Linked DNA regions of Homo sapiens: region 2 is linked to region 1. Evidence: read pairs that join two places in POLR2A ChIA-PET (ENCODE). Cell type or tissue: MCF 10A. All regions are shown on one strand. Links, peaks and the distances in the headings refer to the core of each region. The heading gives the core; the rest is flanking DNA.

Region 1 (4,408 bases), core at 142-4,141:
CCACATTTTCTTTATCCAGTCTATCACTGATGGGCATTTGGATTGGTTCCAAGTCCTAACAATGCAATATCTTTAACACTTTGTATGTTTCCCTTGACTCTGATTGGGGTTGAGTCTATGCCTGCAAAATTCTATCCCTTATTCTATTTTGAGGCAGATCTCTCTCTATTTTGAGCTGAGTGTGAATCTGCTGTGGGATACTCCTTTAAGATTCTTAAAGCCTGTTTGTCTGGCTCAGAGGCATGTTGGGCACCAGCTTAAGGTTTTCTGAGGTCTTAATAAAGGATCTTGCAGCCACAAACTTGATGGACTTTTAACCTCAGACTTTGTTTCACTTGAAAATTTTCTACTGGCAGGGGTGGGAAGTGTGTGTGTGTTGGAAATGAGAGCATCTTATTTTCTAATCAACCATGTCCTGGATCTTTTATATTTTTTTCTAAATTCTGCTTGTAAACTAAATAGCTCTGCCTAAAGCTCATCTCTCCCAGTACATATCATACACAGTTAGAAGAAGCTAAGTGGCACTTACAATATTCTGTCTAGAGACTTCCTTAGCCATATCTATGAATTCAGTAGGTAATTTTCTGTGTTCCAAGTTACCATGAATGATAGTTTGGACTATCATCCACCACTTCATAACCTAGCTGACTTTTCTCCACCTTCAATAGCAGTTTCCTCACCTTTTTCCAGCCCCCACCCATGGCGTCCATCCCACCTTCTGTGCACATTCTAGTCCAGAGCCAATGCCACCAATTTTGTGTTTTTGTTCCTGTAATGCCTCACTTTTATCTCTTTTTTTTTTTTTTACAATTTTAATTATCTTTGCTTTAATGATTTATGTACTTACCGCTTCGGTTGTTTTAAATGTTCATATTTACAATTCATTTATCATTACACTGCCAATCGTCCTTACAACATCCAACATTATCGTGCTAAGTACGTGTAACATGGAACTCCTCATCATGCTTTATTTGACTGGTGTCACCAGTCTTGCCCCTTTGTTTCCGATTTTTTTCATTTATTCATTCCATTAACAAATATTCACTGGGAAATACTAAGAGCTACTACATTATTCTAAGATGTCCACCACTGGGGTCAATAGAGCTATGAAGTGATGCCTCCTTCCATGTGAAGCATGGTATTCAAGAGAAGTGGTATGAGCTGACTCACATTTCACAGGCTCCCTCCCCATGCTATGTTGCTATTAGAAAGAGCAGACGCAGAAGTAGGGGAAGCATTGGGAGGCTCTGATGACATTCTGAGCAAGAAGTGAAGGTGCCAGGACCACACAGGCAAGGAAGGGATGTGACAGAGTCAGGTAGCAGTAGCACTGAAGATACTGAAAGGGACTGTGAAGCAACACCTCACTTTTAGATACAAAATGTAATGGTTAATTTTATGTGTCAATCTGACTGGGCTATGAGGTGCCCAGATATTTGAGCAAACATTATTCTGGCTTTGTCTGTGAGGGCATTTCTGGATGACATTGATATTTGAAATAGTAGACTGAGTGAAGCAGATGGCTCTCTCAGTGTGGGTGGGCCTCCTTCAAACTGAGGTCTCCTCCAGTTTTAAGGCCTGAATGGAGCAAAAGGGCTGACTCCACCTGCCTGACTCCTTCTGCTTGACTGCCTTCAGCTGAAACATTGGACTTTACCTGCCTCTGGACTCAAACTGAATCACTGGCTCTTCCTGGATCTCAAACCTGCCTGCTTTTGGCTTAGAATCTCTACCATCGACTCTCATGATTCTCAGGCTTTTTGGACTCAGACTGAAACTACACCCTCAGCTTTTCTGGGTCTTCAGCCTGCCAACTGCAGATCTTGTGAATTCTGAGCCCCCATAATCACGTAAGTGAATTCTATATAATAAATCTTTTCATAAATAAATATATATCCTATTGGTTCTGTTTCTCTGGAGGACCATCACTAATAACCCAACTTCTATATATTATTTACTGTTGTATATCAAAAACATCCCCAAAACCTAGTGGCTTAAAATACGGGCAGACAAACTTTTGTAAAGGGCAAGAGTGATGTTTTAGACTTGGTGGGCCATGTGGTCTCTTTGGCAACTCTCAACTCTGTTGCAGCTCCACAAGAGTAGCCATAGACAGTATGTCAGTGGATAAGTGTGGTGGTGGTGTTCCAATAAAACTTTATTTACAAAACATGTGCCAGATCAGATTTGGCCCATAGACCCCTGATTTAAAACCATAGTTTATTATTTCTCATGACTCTGTGGGTTGACTGGGAAATTCTGCTGGTCTTGTCAGGCTCACTATTGCAGGCAGCTGCAGTCAGCTGGTAGCTCAGCTGGGGCTGGCGGGTCGAAGGTGACATCACACACATGCCTGGGGCCTTCATGCTGGCTGCCGGCTTGGTTTATCTCTCCATGTGGTCTCTCATGATTCAGTAAGCTTGCCTAGGTTTCCTTACATGGTAGCTGAAACATTCCACGAGGACAAAGGCAGAACCTACATGCCCCTTGAGGCCTAGGCTCCAGAACTTACACAACTTATGCTGCATTCTGCTGGTCAAAACAAGCCACAAAGCCAGACCAGGTTCAAGGGGTGGGCAGTAGACTCCACCTCTCGAGTCTACAGGGAGTTGCTCAATATCATCGTCATTATTTTTCAATCTACCCCCAGAAATAAACTGGAATGCCTTAGCTTTCATATCTCCGTAGAAATCCACAAGACTCCATGAGCAGTTTCAGCCCCTTGCTACCAGCATGAGTCAGTCAAAGCCAATTCACTAGCTGAATTATGAAACTAAGCTCTCTTATCAGCCTTGCCTAAGCCTTTTGATAGCTTTTCTTAGAATCTTGGTCTAATTCTGAAGGCAGCCCGAGGTAAGAAGATATGTTCACTGGGCCCTGGAAAGTAGAAACTAAAAGCCTATGGGAGACACCCGTGTTTACAAGAAAATGAAGATGCAGCCCTGTTAGCTTTCCCCATCCTGTTCCCTTTACCTGGATGCCACAAATAAGGGGTCACAGGGTGATACTAGACACTATAGAGCCTTAACATTTTCAACTAGATCATGAGCATTTCCTGGAAGTGTTTCAAACTTTCTCAAGCTTTCTTTGGGAAATTCTCTGAGCATTTTCTTATCTCCAAAGTTGAAATCAGAGCAATTTTTTTTTAACAAAAAAATTAAAATTCCTTGCTGATGTGGGCTATCAGATACTTCCTGTGGAATACTGATCTCATTATTTATAAGTCAAATGCTTTAGGATCAGTCTGCTAACAGATGTACATTTAGTTGTAGTATGTCTTTGATTCATAAGCCAAAAGAAAAAATGTTTACTGATATAACATGTAATGCATTTTTACCTTTAAATAAAATTTCATATAAAAATATAAATGTATTAAATATATACCTCTAGAGGCTAAGGAAATAGTAAAAAATATTTCTCCTTCCTCTGCTTAAAGCATTCTTTTCTAAAGTAGCCATTTTAAAAAGTCATCATCAAAATGCATGAAAATGGAACCTTCCCAAGACACCATTAATTCTCCCGTAGAGAAAGCCAATGTGGTTGATTATTTGCTTTATGAAAGTGTTGATTTTTTATGACTCTTTGTTTAAAGCTATTTATCATTGAAAAGGCTGTGCAAGGCCAGATATAGAATTCATTTTCAAAGGTAACTTATACCAAAGAGGCAGCAGTGGTATTATCTGCCATGTGGACTTAAGAACTCTTGTTCTCTGAGTAGGTTTTAAATCAAAAGCGTTAAGTAGAGTTTAAGCCCCGTGTCATTTTAAATTCCAAGCTTTAGATCCATGAAGCATGGATTTTATGATGGAAATGACAACTGACCCTCATCTGTAACAAATACAGCAAACTAACTTTGTGGCTCCCTCAGTAATTCTGAGCAAGTAGTGCAGGCAGATAAGATATGAATGACTAGGAAAATGTGTATAAAATCAATTGCCAACGAGTGGTTCCTGAGGGCTTACCAGTTGTCCTCTCAATGTTCAGCTGGTGTTCCTGTCTGCCTGTGCCCTGGAAAGGGCTTCCTATCTGCCAGTCTCTCGGTAAAATTTTTTATAAGCAACTTTACAGAATTTACCAGTATTTACTGGAAATAATAGTAAAACAATAGCAGTTACCACTTATTATTTACCATATGCCATGTACTAGGCTACATACTTTCATGCTTTATGTCATTTTATCCTTACAACAACTCTGTGAGATAGTTTGCAGATGCTTTTCCAAGTTTTATAGACAAAGAAATTGAGGCTCACAACATTTAATAATTTTCCCAAGGCTGCACAGATTATAACGAGCAATGCTGAGACTCAAACCCAGATCTGTCTGACTCAGACCCTGAGCTCTAATCTATTGCAATAGTCTCACACTTAATCAACCACCCTCCTTGTGTTGCTATCTCCCTAATTACAGT
Region 2 (4,408 bases), core at 125-4,124, 68 kb before region 1:
TGCAAGTGCTTAGTCAGCCTTCTCCTCCAGTTCTGAAGTTTAAACTATTTAAGCCTCCACCTTTTTGGTGGTTAGGGCAAGGTGGAGTTTATGGAAAACTTAGAAAGGTCTTTGCCACACCAAGATTATTCACCCATATTTTCTTCTAGTACTTTTGTGGGTTTTTAAAATATTTACATCTTTGGTTCATTTAAAATTCCATATGATGTTAGTTGTATACCGGAATTTAGATTTCTTTTCAAATGTTTAGCTTTTTGTTCAAACATTAGCTATTGACTAATTTTCTGATTTGAAATACACACTTTGTTAATTTGTATAGCTTTATAATAGGTTTTATTGTTTCATAGGTTAAGTTCTTCTTAAGTCTTTTAAAATTATTTCTTGGTATAATTTTTTCCATTAAATAAAATTTTGAAGTTTGGCCAAATCAAAAAAAATCTCACTTGAATTTGGGTATGCCTGCATTACTTTTCTATTCATTTAGGGAGCATTAGCATTTTAATGCATTAAAAGCCATATTTCAACTACTGGGATGGATCTAAGTTATCTAGTCAGTTGAAGTAATCATTTACTTTAAGATGTAATAAAATTGTTTCAACATCCCAAGTCACACCTGATAGAAGTCTCAGCACGCTTTCCAGGCTCTCTGGGGTGTCACGGCAGTCAAAGGGGTTGGTGTTTATTTTTCCCGGAGTCAGTTCCATATTCCTGCTTCCATGGAATTCTTGATCTCCAGTCTGGCTCTGACCCCCGCACATCTGTCCTTTCTCCAGTCCACAACACTCCACTGGAAACCATCTGATCTTTTCACTGGCACTAACTCAAGGCCATGTGCATGGTAGATAGGCAACATCAGGGTAGTGTTACAAATCTGAGCCCTGGAGTCAGAATGTCTGGGTCAACAGCTTGACTTCACACTTGTAAGCTATGCACTTGATCAAGTTACTTAATGTCTCTCTGCCTTAATTCCTCATCTGTAAGGTAGGAAAATAGGATTTTTGTGATAATTAAATGTAGAAAGTTAAAGTGTTAAAGAGTTAAAGTGCTCAGGGCAGTGTCTGGCAAGTAGGTGCTCAATAAATATGAGCTGTTATAATTATCATCGAAGGTTTGGAGGCTATGGAAATGGGTTACATAAAAACACAGCACAACAAATGACTATAAACTGAATATTGGAAGTGTATTCTTAAAACTCCTTCTACTTGTCTTATTACAAAAGGAAGGTTCCCTCTCTCTCTTTAAGCCCCAGCTGGGCCCCTAACTTTGATCTCGTCCCTTCTCCTCCCTGTTTTTCAACTCTAGTCAAATCTCACTCTCTTAATTAGTCCATTATAGTTTCCAAGGCATGAGGACTTATCTTTCCAATACTTAACCAGCTCATCATTTGTTTGGCTAAACAAAACCAGCTCAGGCTGCAAAAAAAAAGAGCTTATCTTCCCTTTAGACTATAGAAGAATATAAAAGAATGTAGTTCAAAAACTAACAATGATTTTCCTGCACTTCGTAAAGAGAGCATATCTAAAAGGTACAGCTCTCCATTTTCTCAAAACTCTTTTTCTGCCCATGAATAGAATTTTGTTGTTTTCTCTATATAGCACGTCTTATGGTTACTATATATAAATTGTTATTATGAGTAGAATTTTTATTCACTATATTTTCTTACTGGTTATTGTTAGTATGAAAGAAAGTTATTGCTTCTTTGTACATTTATTTTGAAACTAGAGTCATATTACCACTGTTTCATATAGTTTCTAATAGCTTTCTCAGTTTTATTGTCTTGGATTTTCTCTGGCATATAATCATTTTATCTGCAAATAATGACAATTTTGTTTGCTCATTTCCAGTATTTACACCACTTATTTTGGTTTATTGTGCTGGCTTGGACAGACATTATGTAACCGTGATTATAATGATCACTGATAGTGCTGGTTCTATTTGCTAATATTTTGTTTAGGGTTTATAAATGAAATGGCTGTAGTTTTCTTTTTAGTATAATTTTGATAGATTTTGTTATAATACTTTGCTGGCTTTATAAAAACAAGAAAAGCAAAAAGGAGTAGCTCTTTTTTCTCTGAGTTCTAAAATAATTTAAATAATTCTTGTGTTACCTATTCGTTGATGGTTTGATCTGTGTGGACTATATGGGCCTGGCCACTTTTAGGATAAGGTTCTTCACAATCATCTTATAGCCTATTTTAGGTTTCCTATTTCTACTTCATATAGAGAACTTATTTTTCTAAAATAATTATCTATATCACCCAAGTTTTAAAATTTATTTGCACAGTTTTTCTTTATATACTTTAAGTTTTAGGGTACATGTGAACAATGTGCAGGTTAGTTACATATGTATACATGTGCCATGTTGGTGTGCTGCACCCATTAACTCGTCATTTAACATTAGGTATATCTCCTAATGCTATCCCTCCCCCCTCCCCCCACCCCACAACAGGCCCCGGTGTGTGATGTTTCCCTTCCAGTGTCCATGTGTTCTCATTGTTCAATTCCCGCCTATGAGTGAGAACACGCGGTGTTTGGTTTTTTGTCCTTGCGATAGTTTGCTGAGAATGATGGTTTCCAGCTTCATCCATGTCCCTACAAAGGACATGAACTCATCATTTTTTATGGCTGCCTAGTATTTCATGGTGTATATGTGCCACATTTCCTTGATCCAGTCTATCATTGTTGGACATTTGGTTTGGTTCCAAGTCTTTGCTATTGTGAATAGTGCCTCAATAAACATACGTGTGCATGTGTCTTTATAGCAGCATGATTTATAATCCTTTGGGTATATACCCAGCTTTACAAAGTTTTCTTTAATACTTTAAAAACTTTTCCCTGCATCTGTGGTTATCTATCTTTTCTTTTGACTAGTTTTGGGTATTTGTATTTTCCCACCTTTTTCCTTTTTTTGACTAAGGTAGGTTATGATTTATTTTCTTATTTTATTTTTTTAAATATCTTGAATTAATTAAACAATTCTATTGCTTTTGGCTTTTCCAGTTTAAACTCAATTTCACATTTCATATTTATTCTTTCCTTTTGCTTTAGGTTAGATAATCTTTTCCTACATTATTGAGTTTTGTGTTTATTCTATTTCACTCTTTGTTGAGTAATGACAGAACTTACAGATGTAAGTTTTTGCCTAAGGACAAGTTTAGCTTCAACACATACATTTTAGTGTACAGTAGTCTTGTTATTGTTGTTTTAGCAAAACAGGTATTTTAAAGAGACTGGTATATTTCCCAAATGGTTGGCAAGTTACCGTTTGCTTGTTTCTACTTAATTTCTAGCTGTATTGCATTTTGGTCAGAAAACGTGATCTTTCCTCTTCCTACATTTTAAGCTATGTTGAGGTTGCCTTCATGGAATGATATGGATTTTATGCTGAGTACACAGTTAAGATCTGTAATTGTTTCATAAGTACTTGAAAAGAACATACATTCTCTAATGTGATAATGTAACATGTAATATGCATATATAGCATCTGTCAAGGACTGAGAGAGGTTCAAATTTGCTTCTTTTTCTCACTTGCCCCTTTCATTGATCTAGTTTGTTGTACAAGGGAATGGTTCTCAAAGTGTGGTCCCTGGACCAGCAAGCAACAGCATCACCTCCTTAGAAATGCAAAATCTTGGGCCCTACCCCAGTCCTGTGAATTAGAAACTGGGGCCGGCACTAGCAGTCTGTGTTTTCAGAAGCTCTCTGGGTGATTAGAATGCACACTCACATTCAAGTACACTAGGAGAAGGCATGGGATGTGGATCTCATTTTGTCTTCCTTTGTTCTGAAAAATTACTCTCCCCCGTCCCACTTGTTTGTGATGCTCCCCTTTTCAATAACTTAATTCTCTTTATAAACTATTCATTCTGTACCATTAATCTGTGTCACACTGTTTTAATTTTTATAGTTAATAATCAAAGGCAGGCAAATTGGAATTCGGTATTATGTTTTTCCTATTAAATTTGCAAAGATTTAAAAACTCAATAATTTTCAGTGTTGGCAAAAATACAACGAACAAGACACTCTCATACAGTGGTGGTGAGAATGTAAAGTGATACATTTTTTCCTGAAAAGAACTTATGGCAATACGTCTAAAATATCTTTGCCTCTGCTTCAATAATTCCACCTGTAGACATTCATTCTAAGGAAATAATCAGAATTGGTTTAAAAATTATACTTACATTGTTTTTTGTTTACTCTGTTATTTGTTTTTAATGAATAGACATTTTTGGAAAAGCTTTCGGTTTATGGAAAAATTGAGCAGAAAATAAAGTGTTCCCATATGCTCCTCCCTCCCCAACATTTGCCTTATTACTAACATCTTGTATTAGTATGGTATATTTGTAACAATTGACGACCCAATCTTAATACATTATTAGTAACTAAAGTCCATAGTTTATATTAGGAC

What was found. Peaks named below come from ENCODE experiments on the same cell type or tissue, not always from the same donor. Only the 100,000 strongest peaks of a DNase experiment are listed, where the experiment ranks them.
Region 2: POLR2A ChIA-PET joins it to region 1 with 5 read pairs; 2 of 35 experiments call an interaction of 5 or more read pairs at or near these places.

What each region holds. Positions count from the first base shown.
Region 1 is chr10:121,094,628-121,099,035 of GRCh38, forward strand. No RefSeq gene overlaps it. Among named protein-coding and RNA genes, the nearest start is that of LINC01153, 82 kb to the right of the region's middle. In MCF 10A, for the core only: no CTCF peak of the experiment used is centred there; a DNase peak (open chromatin) is centred at 2,494.
Region 2 is chr10:121,026,792-121,031,199 of GRCh38, forward strand. The region is part of intron 3 of LOC105378521 (a long non-coding RNA gene); the gene reads right to left. Among named protein-coding and RNA genes, the nearest start is that of LINC01153, 150 kb to the right of the region's middle. In MCF 10A, for the core only: no CTCF peak of the experiment used is centred there; no DNase peak of the experiment used is centred there.